2 separate regions of the Homo sapiens genome follow, and region 1 is linked to region 2. The links are chromatin loops, found by intact Hi-C in ENCODE. Cell type or tissue: transverse colon. All regions are shown on one strand. Region 1 overlaps WDR26 (WD repeat domain 26). Region 2 overlaps NVL (nuclear VCP like).

Region 1 (5,000 bases), 120 kb after region 2:
ATTAACAGAACAAATTCTTATGTTATTGTTATATATTATATATATGGCTCTTATTGTGCAGGTTCTAGCACTCAACACATATTACTTCCTTTAATGTTTATAACAACCCTGTAAGCACTATTATTATTCTATTTTTATAAATGAGGAAACCAAGGCACAGAAAGCTTAAGTAACTGGCCTAGGGTTAAGAGGCTAAGTAGGTATATAAACTCAGGCATTCCAGCTGTAGAACTTGCTCTTAACCACTAGGCTAACTTAACTACTTCTGAATAGTAAAATAAAACTCAAAGAACATATCTTCAAGACTTTATAATAAACATCATTCAAAAAATAGTATAACTGGATAATCATCCTTGTGTCATCTTGTGAAAGATACTGAGATCCCAGAGCACAAAACTGGGGAACTGTTTTATTGCTCACTGTATGTACAGAAGGTGGGATAAATGCTAAAGTTCACAGATTCTGGAGAATACATGAGGGGCCCCTGCTGGGAGTGTGACCCTGACCTGGTTTTGGTTCTTCTCAGAAGAATGGGCTTTGAAAGTAAAAGAAGTGAAGGTATTATTCAAACATGGAGATTAGACCTGGCAAGTAACTCTCCTGCTATTCTGTCTCATGCTCTGCCAGACAAATCTGTTTCTCTCACTTGTAAAAAGAATATTAAATAGGGTAATGAGGATTCTTGAAGATGAAGCATTTTAAGTACTTAGTCTACGACCTGCTATACCTCTCAGTTAACATGAGTATCATCACTCCCTCCCTTTCTTAACTGCATAAAGCATATTTCATTTAGAATCTAAATGATTTAATAGTCTCTTCCCAAACAGCAGAACTACTTTTCCTCTTGATTTTTAGTACATAAATAGTGCTTTAACTGATCAAAAAAACTTATTTAATAATGTAAGTAATTATACTCAAAAACGCTATAGGAAGTTAGCTATTGTGTTTTTTTGTATTTTTAGTAGAGACAGGGTTTCACCATGTTAGCCAGGATGGTCTTGATCTCCTGACCTCGTGATCCGCCCGCCTCGGCCTCCCAAAGTGCTGAGATTACAGGCGTGTGCCACCGTGCCCAGCCAGAAGTTGGCCATTGTGAATATTTTGTTTCTAAAACAACTTTTTTTGGGCAAAGTTTATTATCAATAATTATATTTTAAAATGTTCATTTTTAAAATTTTACAAAAGTGACTTAGAATTGCTTCTATGTCCTTGTGAAAATACATATTAAATCTTAAAGTTTTAAATGAATTTCTGTTTACAGAAAGTCACATGGTACAACTAAAAGGACATTGGACTGAGAAGGAGAAACCCTGGGTTCTGATCCCAGTTCCACATCTCACCACCTTTGGGCCATTTCCTTAGGTGAAAAACTCATGGTGTGCTTCAGAATAAAACCCATATGACTAATTATATGTTCTGACACAAGAGCAGGAAAAAAATCATCATGTGAATGATATTCCGATGACAAAGAAATCAGATACCGCATTAAAAAGGTAATCAGCACGCCTGTAATCCCAGCACTTTGGGAGATGAGGCAGGAGGATCACCTGAGGTCAGGAGTCCGAGACTAGCCTGGCCAACATGGCGAAACCCCGTCTCTACTAAAAATACAGAAAAAAAATTAACTGGGCGTGGTGGTGCATGCCTGTAATCCCAGCTACTTGGGAGGCTGAGGCAGGAGAATTGCTTGAACCCAGGAGGTGGAGGTTGCAGTGAGCCGAGATTGCGCCACTACACTGCAGCATGGATAATGGAGAGAGACTCTGTCTCAAAAAAAAAGGTAATCGGAACAAGAAATTTGTCAGCTACCATATCAAAACATCTAGCAGGCCAGGTGTGGTGGCTTGTGCCTGTAAACCTAGCACTTTGGGAAGCCAAGGTGGGAGGACTGCTTGAGCACAGGAGTTCAAGACCAGTCTAAGCAACATAGCCAGACTCCATCTCAAACAACAAGAAAAAAACCTGTAGAATTTATTGTTTCAAGATGTGGTAGTGGGTAAGACCAATGACTTTGGAATCAGTCAAACCAGGCTTTGAGTCCTGCTTTCTGAATTATTAGCTTTATATTGTGCTGGCTACTTAACTTCTTTGAGGCTCAGTTTCCTTATCTGCAAGGAATGGGCCCTTATCTTGGGCCCATTCTTTTGTCCATCATTTTGTATTTACAAACTCGTGTGTCACATATTTGTTCTCGATGCTGGAGCCATATCATATAGTGAAAAATGCTATAAAGAAAAAACATAAAAACAGAGTGATGTCACGAGAATACCCAGTGGGTAATCTTGGGAGATGATGATGCTTGGGCTGGGAGCTGAGCAAGGAGTACCCAGCTATGCAAAGACTGGGGGACATACATTTCAGATGGAGGGGACAAGCAGTGCAAATGCCTTAAGGGGTGGCAAGTTAAGGAACAGAAAGAGCATGAGTGTCACTAGAGTAATGAATAAAGAAAAAGATGGCAGAAAAGGATCAGGGATTTTGTGGCCTTGCACAGAGATTTTGGGTTTTAAGACTGCTGGAGAGCCAGTGGCAAGGGAGTAAAGACTTCATTTATGGTTTTGCTTACTTGTCTGGCTGCTGTGTGAAATATGCATTGTTAAGAAATTAAGAGTGAAGCCTGGTACAGTGGCTCACGCCTATAATCCCAGCACTTTGGAAGGCTGAGGCAGGTGGATCACCTGAGGTCAGAAGTTCGAGACCAGCCTGGCCAATGTGGTGAGACCCCATCTCTACTAAAAATACAAAATTAGCCGGGTGTGGTGGCGCATGCCTATAATCCCAGCTACTCAGGAGGCAAGGCTGAAGCATCACTTGAACCCAGGAGGCGAAGGCTGCAGTGAGCTGAGATTGCACCATTGCACCCCAGCCTGGGTGACAATAGTGAAACTCTGTCTCAAAAAAAAAAAAGGAAAGAAATTAAGAGTGAAGACAATGTAACTAGGTGGGAAGCTACTATAATATTCTAGGAGAGATGTCCATGGCTTAACTAGGCTAGAAACTGTGGAGATTCAGAGAAATGAAAATTTTATATTTTTTAGAATTAGGCCATACATGTCAAAGTTAAAAGACAAAGAAAAAGCAATATGAGGCTTAAGTTCTTCCCTTAAGCAACTGGGTTGAAGATCTTGCGATATACTGGAAGTGGCACAGGTCTGTAGAGGTTAAATTTATTCCTAAATTATTCTTTTTTATACTAGTGTAAATAAAACTGTTTTCTTAATTCCATTTTCTGAATTATTCATTGCTAGATTATAGAAATACCATTATTCTTGTGTATTGACCTTGTATCCTACAACCTTGCTGAACTTGCCTATTAGTTCTAAGAGTTTTTTAGTGGATTCCTTAAATTTTCTTTATATAAAATCATGACATCTTTGAACAGAGATAGTTTTTCCTTTTCAATCTTTTATTCCTTTTTCTTGCCTAATTTCCTTGGCTAGAACCTCCAATACAATGTTGAACAGACGTAGCAAGAGTAGACATCATTGTCCTATTCTTGATCACAAGAAGAGAGGTTTCAGTCTTTCACTGCCAGCCCTGTGAGTTTTCATTAATGCCCTTTATTCGGTCAAGGAAGTTCCTTTCTATTCCTAGTTTGTTGAGTGCATTTATCATGAAGGGGTGAATCCAGAATTTTGTTTTGAGGCTGGGTGCAGTGGCTCATGCCTATTAACCCAGCACCTTGGGAGGCCGAAGCAGGTGGATTGCTTAAGGTTAGGAGGAGTTCAAGGCCAGCCTGGGCAACATAGCGAGACCTGTCTCTACAAAAAATGAAAAAATTAGCCACATGTGGTGGTACATGCCTGAAATCCTACCTACTTAGGAGGGTGAGGCAGGAGGATGGCTTGAGCCCAGAAACTAGAGGTGGCAGTGATCTATGATTGTGCCACTGCACACCAGCCTCATACAACTGAGACATCTATTAAACATCCAAGTGGAGAATGTCAGGTATGCCAGTAGATATACATATTGGGAGTTCAGATGAGAAGCTAAATTTAAGAGCCACTGGTATACAGATAGTATGTGAAGGCATGGTATAGAATGAGATTACCTAAAAAGAGTATGTAGATAGAGAATAAAGAGGCCCAGGATCAAACCTTTGGGTACTCTAACATTTTAAGGATTAATGTGGCGAGGTACAGTGACTCATGCCTGTAATCCCTGCACTCTGGGAAGATCACAGGAGTTTGAGATCACACTGGACAACACTGTAAGACCCTGTCTCTACCCTTCACCCCCCAAAAAAGGACTGATGTTGATGTGAGGATTAAATGAGGCTGTTTATGTGAAAAGCTTAGCAAGGGCCTGGCACATGACAAGTATTCACTTAAAAAAGTTAGTGTGCACCAATACTGGAAATGTCATTGTTTACTGTGATCCATATCATATGATTTTTATTTTGTTTTTAACTACAAAAGCTGTCCTTGGAATGTAATAGGGTTTTCATAGAACATTCTAAAATAGCATTTCACAGGCAATACATATTTTCTTCTCCCTTTCACCCACTTAAATATATCTCTATCCTAATCTGAACAGTTTCCTAGAATGACCAAAATAGTTGATCCACACAGGAGTGAGTTTACCTAGACAAATATCTAAGAATTTAGCAATAATCAAGATTTTATATTTTGGAAAAATGTTAAAGAAATATAACTTTGGCCCTCCATTAACCTGAGTTCAAGAACTCAGTTTCCTTACCCACTAAGAACATGAATGCGCTCTGTATTGTATTTCAGCGGCGTCAATTCACAGCGTAGAACTTGAAGTGCCTCCAGGACCTTGCCATCCTCCAGGTATTCTAGGTACTTCTGCTGCAGCAGCAAAAACTTCATCCTCTGACATGACAGAAAGCAGCAGTCAGGGGAAAAAAGTTGATGGAAGTTTCAGAAAATGTTTGTGCCTAAACAGAACAGTAGAAACCATTCTACTATGCCCTTTGAAATAACTTTTTATAAAGCTTCAAGATGACTCAAAATATTTTAGTTTAGTAGAGCCACAGT
Region 2 (5,000 bases):
GAGGTCAAGGCTGCGGTGAGCTGTGATTGTGCCACTGCATTCCAGCCTGGGTGACAGAGCAACACTCTATCTCATCAATCAATCAATCAGTCCATCAATCAGAAGAAGAAGCAACCTACAATCTGGTAATGCAAGGAACATAAAATATATACTTCAAATTTTCTTGTGTACACAAAACAAGTGCTATTTCTTTTTATTTATTTTTAGAGGTAGCATCTCGCTATGTTGCCCAGGCTGGCCTCAAACTACTAGGCTCAAGCAATCCTCCTACCTTAGCCTCCCAAAGTGTTAGGATTACAGGCATGAGCCACTGTGCCCAGTATGACTTTTTTTTTACACTATTTGATATTTACTATATGAATATTATTTTTTATCTTCATGTATTAATTACACTATTTTAAAAAATTTATTCTCTTAAAATGAATTTATTATTTTAAACTAACCATCCATGCAGGTTAGGAGTTGGGCTACAATTCTTCGTTCCATATCTTTTGAAGCCACTTCTCTTTTGGGGGTAATAGCATCAATTTCATCAATGAAAATGATACATGGTGCATTTGACTAGAAATAAAAATATCACAAAAAGACAATCATAAATGCATCCCCTATACTGAAGCACAATTAAGCATATACATTTTAAAAAAAATCTTCAAGGTCAAGGATCATTTGCCAAAAGAATAACCCTAAAGAAGGCAGTTCACATGTGTTACTTCTGATTTTTACCTGACTTAAGAGAACCAAGATGATTAGAAGTACACAGTAAGAGACTGCAGATAGGGTAACACATTTATAGTCTCTTCATCAATGCATGTTTTGTGATAAATCTACTGAAATTCTTTTGTAAATTAGATACATTTGCTATGCTATGAAACAGAAACAATGATTTTGGATAAGCATATGCACAGAAAAAAAAACTTAAGACAACAAGTTTATAAACTTTAAATTAGCAAACCCAAGCTCACTAGAAACGTTATGAGGGTTTCTACTAACGTAAGAATCTCCAAGTCTTTCCCTATAATTTGCTATAAGAGGAAATTTGAGAAGCACCAGAAGCTTTTTAAAAAATCTGTGGTAAAATATACATAAAATTTACCATTCTAACCACTTTGGGTATATAGTTTAGTGGCATTAAATATTTTCAGACTGTTGTGTAAACGTCACCACTATCCATCTCCAGAACTTTCCCAGCATCCACACTGAAAAGTACCGGAAGCTTATTTTAAAGGCTACACTGAATAAGGAAGGATGGTAAAGTTCTAATACATCAGTGTAAAGATCACCTCCAGTTTTTTTGTTTTTAAGAAATAAACTAGACACGGTTCAGAAAGAATAAGTTAAGATGTAAGGATCAGCTACCGAGAGTAGTCAAATTCATTAAGACAAAAAGTAGAATGGTGGTGATGGCCAGGGACTGGTAGGAGAGAGGAATGGGGACTTACTGTCTGGGAACATGAAGACATTCTGGAAATGGATGGGGGTAATGATAACACAACAATATGAATGTACTTAATGCCACAGAATTGTACACTTAAAAATGTTTAAAATGGCCTTTTCAGTTGGAACTGCCATCTTCCAGTAATTCACCAAAATGATGAACACAAAGAGAAAGAGGAGAGGCACCTGAGAGATGTTCTCTAGGCCGTTCAGAAAACATGGAGCTGTTCCTTTGGCTATATGTATGCAAATCTATAAGAAATGTCATATTGTAGGCCAGGCGCCATGGCTCATGCCTGTAATCCCAGCACTTTGGGAGGCCAAGGCGGGTAGATCACCAGAGGTCAGAAGTTCAAGACCAGCCTGGCCAACATGGCAAAACGCCGTCTCTACTGAACATACAAAAACTAGCCAGGTGTGGTGGTGCATGTCTGTAATCCCAGCTACTCGGGAGGCTGAGGCAGGAGAATTATTTGAGCCTGGAAGGCAGAGGCTGCAGTGAGCTGAGACATTCCAGCCTGGACAACAGAGAGATACTCCATCTCAAAAAAAAAAAAAAAAAAAATTAGCTGGTGGGTAGTGCATGCCTGTAATCCCAGCTATTTGGGAGGCTGAGGCAAGAGAACTGCTTCAACCCGGGAGGCAGAGGTTGCAGTGAGCTGAGATTGTCCCACTGCACTCCAGCCTGGGCAACAGAACGAGACTCTGTCTCAAAAAAGAAAAGAAGAGAAGAGAAAAAGAAATGTGATACTGTAGACATCAAGGGAATGGGTACTGTTCAAAAAGGAATGTCCCACAAGTGTTACCACCACAAAACTGGAAGAGTCTATAACGTTATCCAGCATGCTGCTGGCATTGTTGTAAAGAAACAAGTTAAGGGCAAGATTCTTGCCAAGAGAATCAATGTGTGCGAGAATCAACGTGCATATTGAGCACATTAAGCATTCTAGGAGCCGAGGTAGCTTTCTGAAACACATGGAGGAAAATGATCAGAAAAAGGAAACCAAAGGGAAAGTGTCAGCATGCTCCACCCAGAGAAGTGCACTCTGAGAACCAATAGGAAGGAGCCTGAACTGCTGGAGCCTCTTCCCTGTGAATTCATGGCATAATAGGTGGTAATAAAAGACCTCTGGACTGTAAAAATGTTTCTCTTCATTGAGTAGAAGTGTAGTGTCCTCTTCCGCAAAGAAACATTTAAAGCAAATTTAAATTGTTGTCCTAATTCATTGTGTAATATCTTTACTATTCAAATTTAATGTATTTCTTGCTGAAAGATGTGAGGTGGCTTATTATGCAACAAATTACTCAGTTGGTTAGAAAACAGCCAGGTATTATTTATGAAATATCTGTACTGGTTTGAAGATAGTCCCTCTAAATCATCATGGAAGACATAAAATAATTTACAAAAACTTAAAAAAATGTTTAAAATGGTAAATTCTGTTATATATATTTTACCACAAAAAAGAGATAAGGATCAGTTAAAATGAAAAAAATTGAAGAAAATTATCTAGATTTACAATCTAAATCATTTTACTCAATCAGTTACTCAATGGTTAGGAGTGACAGTGATTATGCTAAGTAAGGCTGTCAGCGTCGCTTAAGGCATCTCAAAACCATGGGAACAACCACATCTTAAAGGGAAAGATATTTAGCTTATCGCTAGCTGGATCTCTTCCCTAATCATCCTTATGACAATGTTTGCAAAAGACGCCTATGACTGCTAGATATATTACCCAGTTACAAAGGAGTAAAATTACAGAGGCCAAAAGCACCAGAAAACAAGCACATCAGTACTTGTCAGTGACCTGGAAAGTTGAATGGGGGAAAAAAAAGAATAAATGATGGTCATCAGAATGTGGCCTAAAGAAAGCATAGTTTTCAACCAAGTATCACTTGATTGGATTTCACCTTTTTGTTTCCTGATCCACATGCTTTACTGGACTCATTCTCATTAGCGAAGAGGGGACCAGGAAAAGCGGGGTGCTAGGCCACATATTTACTGAGCATCTACTGTGAGGTACTGTACTGGCTCAGTACTGGTTTAGTGAGAGGTTTAAACACAGAACTAACAACCTAAAGATGCCATTTGCCTCTTATCCTTATTCATCGTGTTTACCATACGCACAAAATTTACTACTTGTCTCTGGCTATGCGTGCCAATTTAACAATGGAATCCACCGCGTTTTGGAAAACAGGTAGCACCTGAGAAAGTTCAGCTTTGCTCTGCACTCTGCCCTTTCCACCTTTTTTCTCTTTATCCTCCTAGTGTTGCCCACAGCTTTTTCAACGTCAGCCCGCACCATAACTAAGTAGATGGCCTACCCATTCTTGTTATTTAAAATGTTTTTTTTTTCTCAATTACTGCTTAAATATAATTTCTCTTCTAATTTCACACAGGCTTCTAACAGTTGTATTGGATATTCATCAGCTACTATATATTGTCATTGCTAATAATGACATAAACTTTTCACCATTTTTTAGTTTTAAACACAGTGATATTTGTTCAAGTGTGAATAATCTTACAGCTAATATTTACAGGGCTTGTGCTGTGTGCAAGGCACCATATCGAAGGTTTTATAAGAATTCTCTCATTTAATACTCTCAATAGCCACGTGAGATTTGGGTATTATTATTGCCCTAGTTTACTAGTAAGGAATGACAGAATTTATTCTGGTATTTTTATGGTTGCTTTTATAATAGCCTAAATAACAATTTTTACATTGCTTACAAGTTTTTTTTGGCCAAACTTAAGTTGAGGAAAGTAAAAGTGAGTGGAAAATATCATAAGGATAATATATTTTCAACATATGACTACAGGGTATGACGGCCCAGAATTTCTCACCAATTACATTTATGTTTGATTTCAAATGAAAAGGGTTATTTATCCAACAGCTGGTATCACTAAATCTACTTTAAATATTTAGCCATCATGCATAGCAAATTACCATGTTTATATTAATAAAAGAATGGCCAGTGAGTGGGTTAACAAATACTAGCATCAGAAAAAGCAGGATCTTTAATATAAGCTGGTAGCGTCTGACCACCTGGCATTAGTCATTAACTGACTCACCACAGCTTGCTCAAATAGTTCTCTCAGCTTCTGCTCAGACTCTCCGGATACTCCAGACACAATCTCTGGAGCAGCCACTTTCAAAATTGGCAGGTCAAGTTCCTATGCAGACACATAAAAGAATAACCAAATATTCAAATTTTAATTTCCCTACTTTTTCTTATCCAGTCCCCTCAAATTTTTTAAATAGCTAGTTTCCTGAGGAACTTCATCTTTTTATGTTGGCCCAGTGAAAAACACTATTTGAAAATCAATGGTTTTGGCCGGGCATGGTGGCTCAGGCCTATAATCCCACTACTTTGGGAGGCTGAGGTGGGCGGATCACCTGAGGTCAGGAGTTCGAGACCACCCTGACCAACATGGAGAAACCCCATTTTTACTAAAAATACAAAAATTAGCCATGCATGGTGGTGCATGCCTATAATCCCAGCTACTTGGGAAGGCTGAGGCAGAAGAATTGCTTGAACCTGGGAGGCGGAGGTTGTAGTGAGCCGAG

The links. Hi-C counts contacts between places; a loop is a spot of excess contacts. Peaks named below come from ENCODE experiments on the same cell type or tissue, not always from the same donor. Only the 100,000 strongest peaks of a DNase experiment are listed, where the experiment ranks them.
Region 1: it touches region 2 in a loop (6-fold over the local background); 5 of 110 quality-filtered maps call a loop at or near these places.

What each region holds. Positions count from the first base shown.
Region 1 is chr1:224,419,820-224,424,819 of GRCh38, forward strand. It overlaps WDR26 (WD repeat domain 26), which reads right to left. Exons shown (of 14, transcript NM_001379403.1): 4 at 4,699-4,835. Among named protein-coding and RNA genes, the nearest start is that of WDR26, 12 kb to the right of the region's middle. In transverse colon, no CTCF peak of the experiment used is centred here; no DNase peak of the experiment used is centred here.
Region 2 is chr1:224,296,058-224,301,057 of GRCh38, forward strand. NVL (nuclear VCP like) reads right to left here. Exons shown (of 23, transcript NM_002533.4): 10 at 4,505-4,606; 11 at 444-561. Among named protein-coding and RNA genes, the nearest start is that of NVL, 32 kb to the right of the region's middle. In transverse colon, no CTCF peak of the experiment used is centred here; a DNase peak (open chromatin) is centred at 2,484; H3K4me3 peaks cover 294 bases; H3K27ac peaks cover 1,558 bases.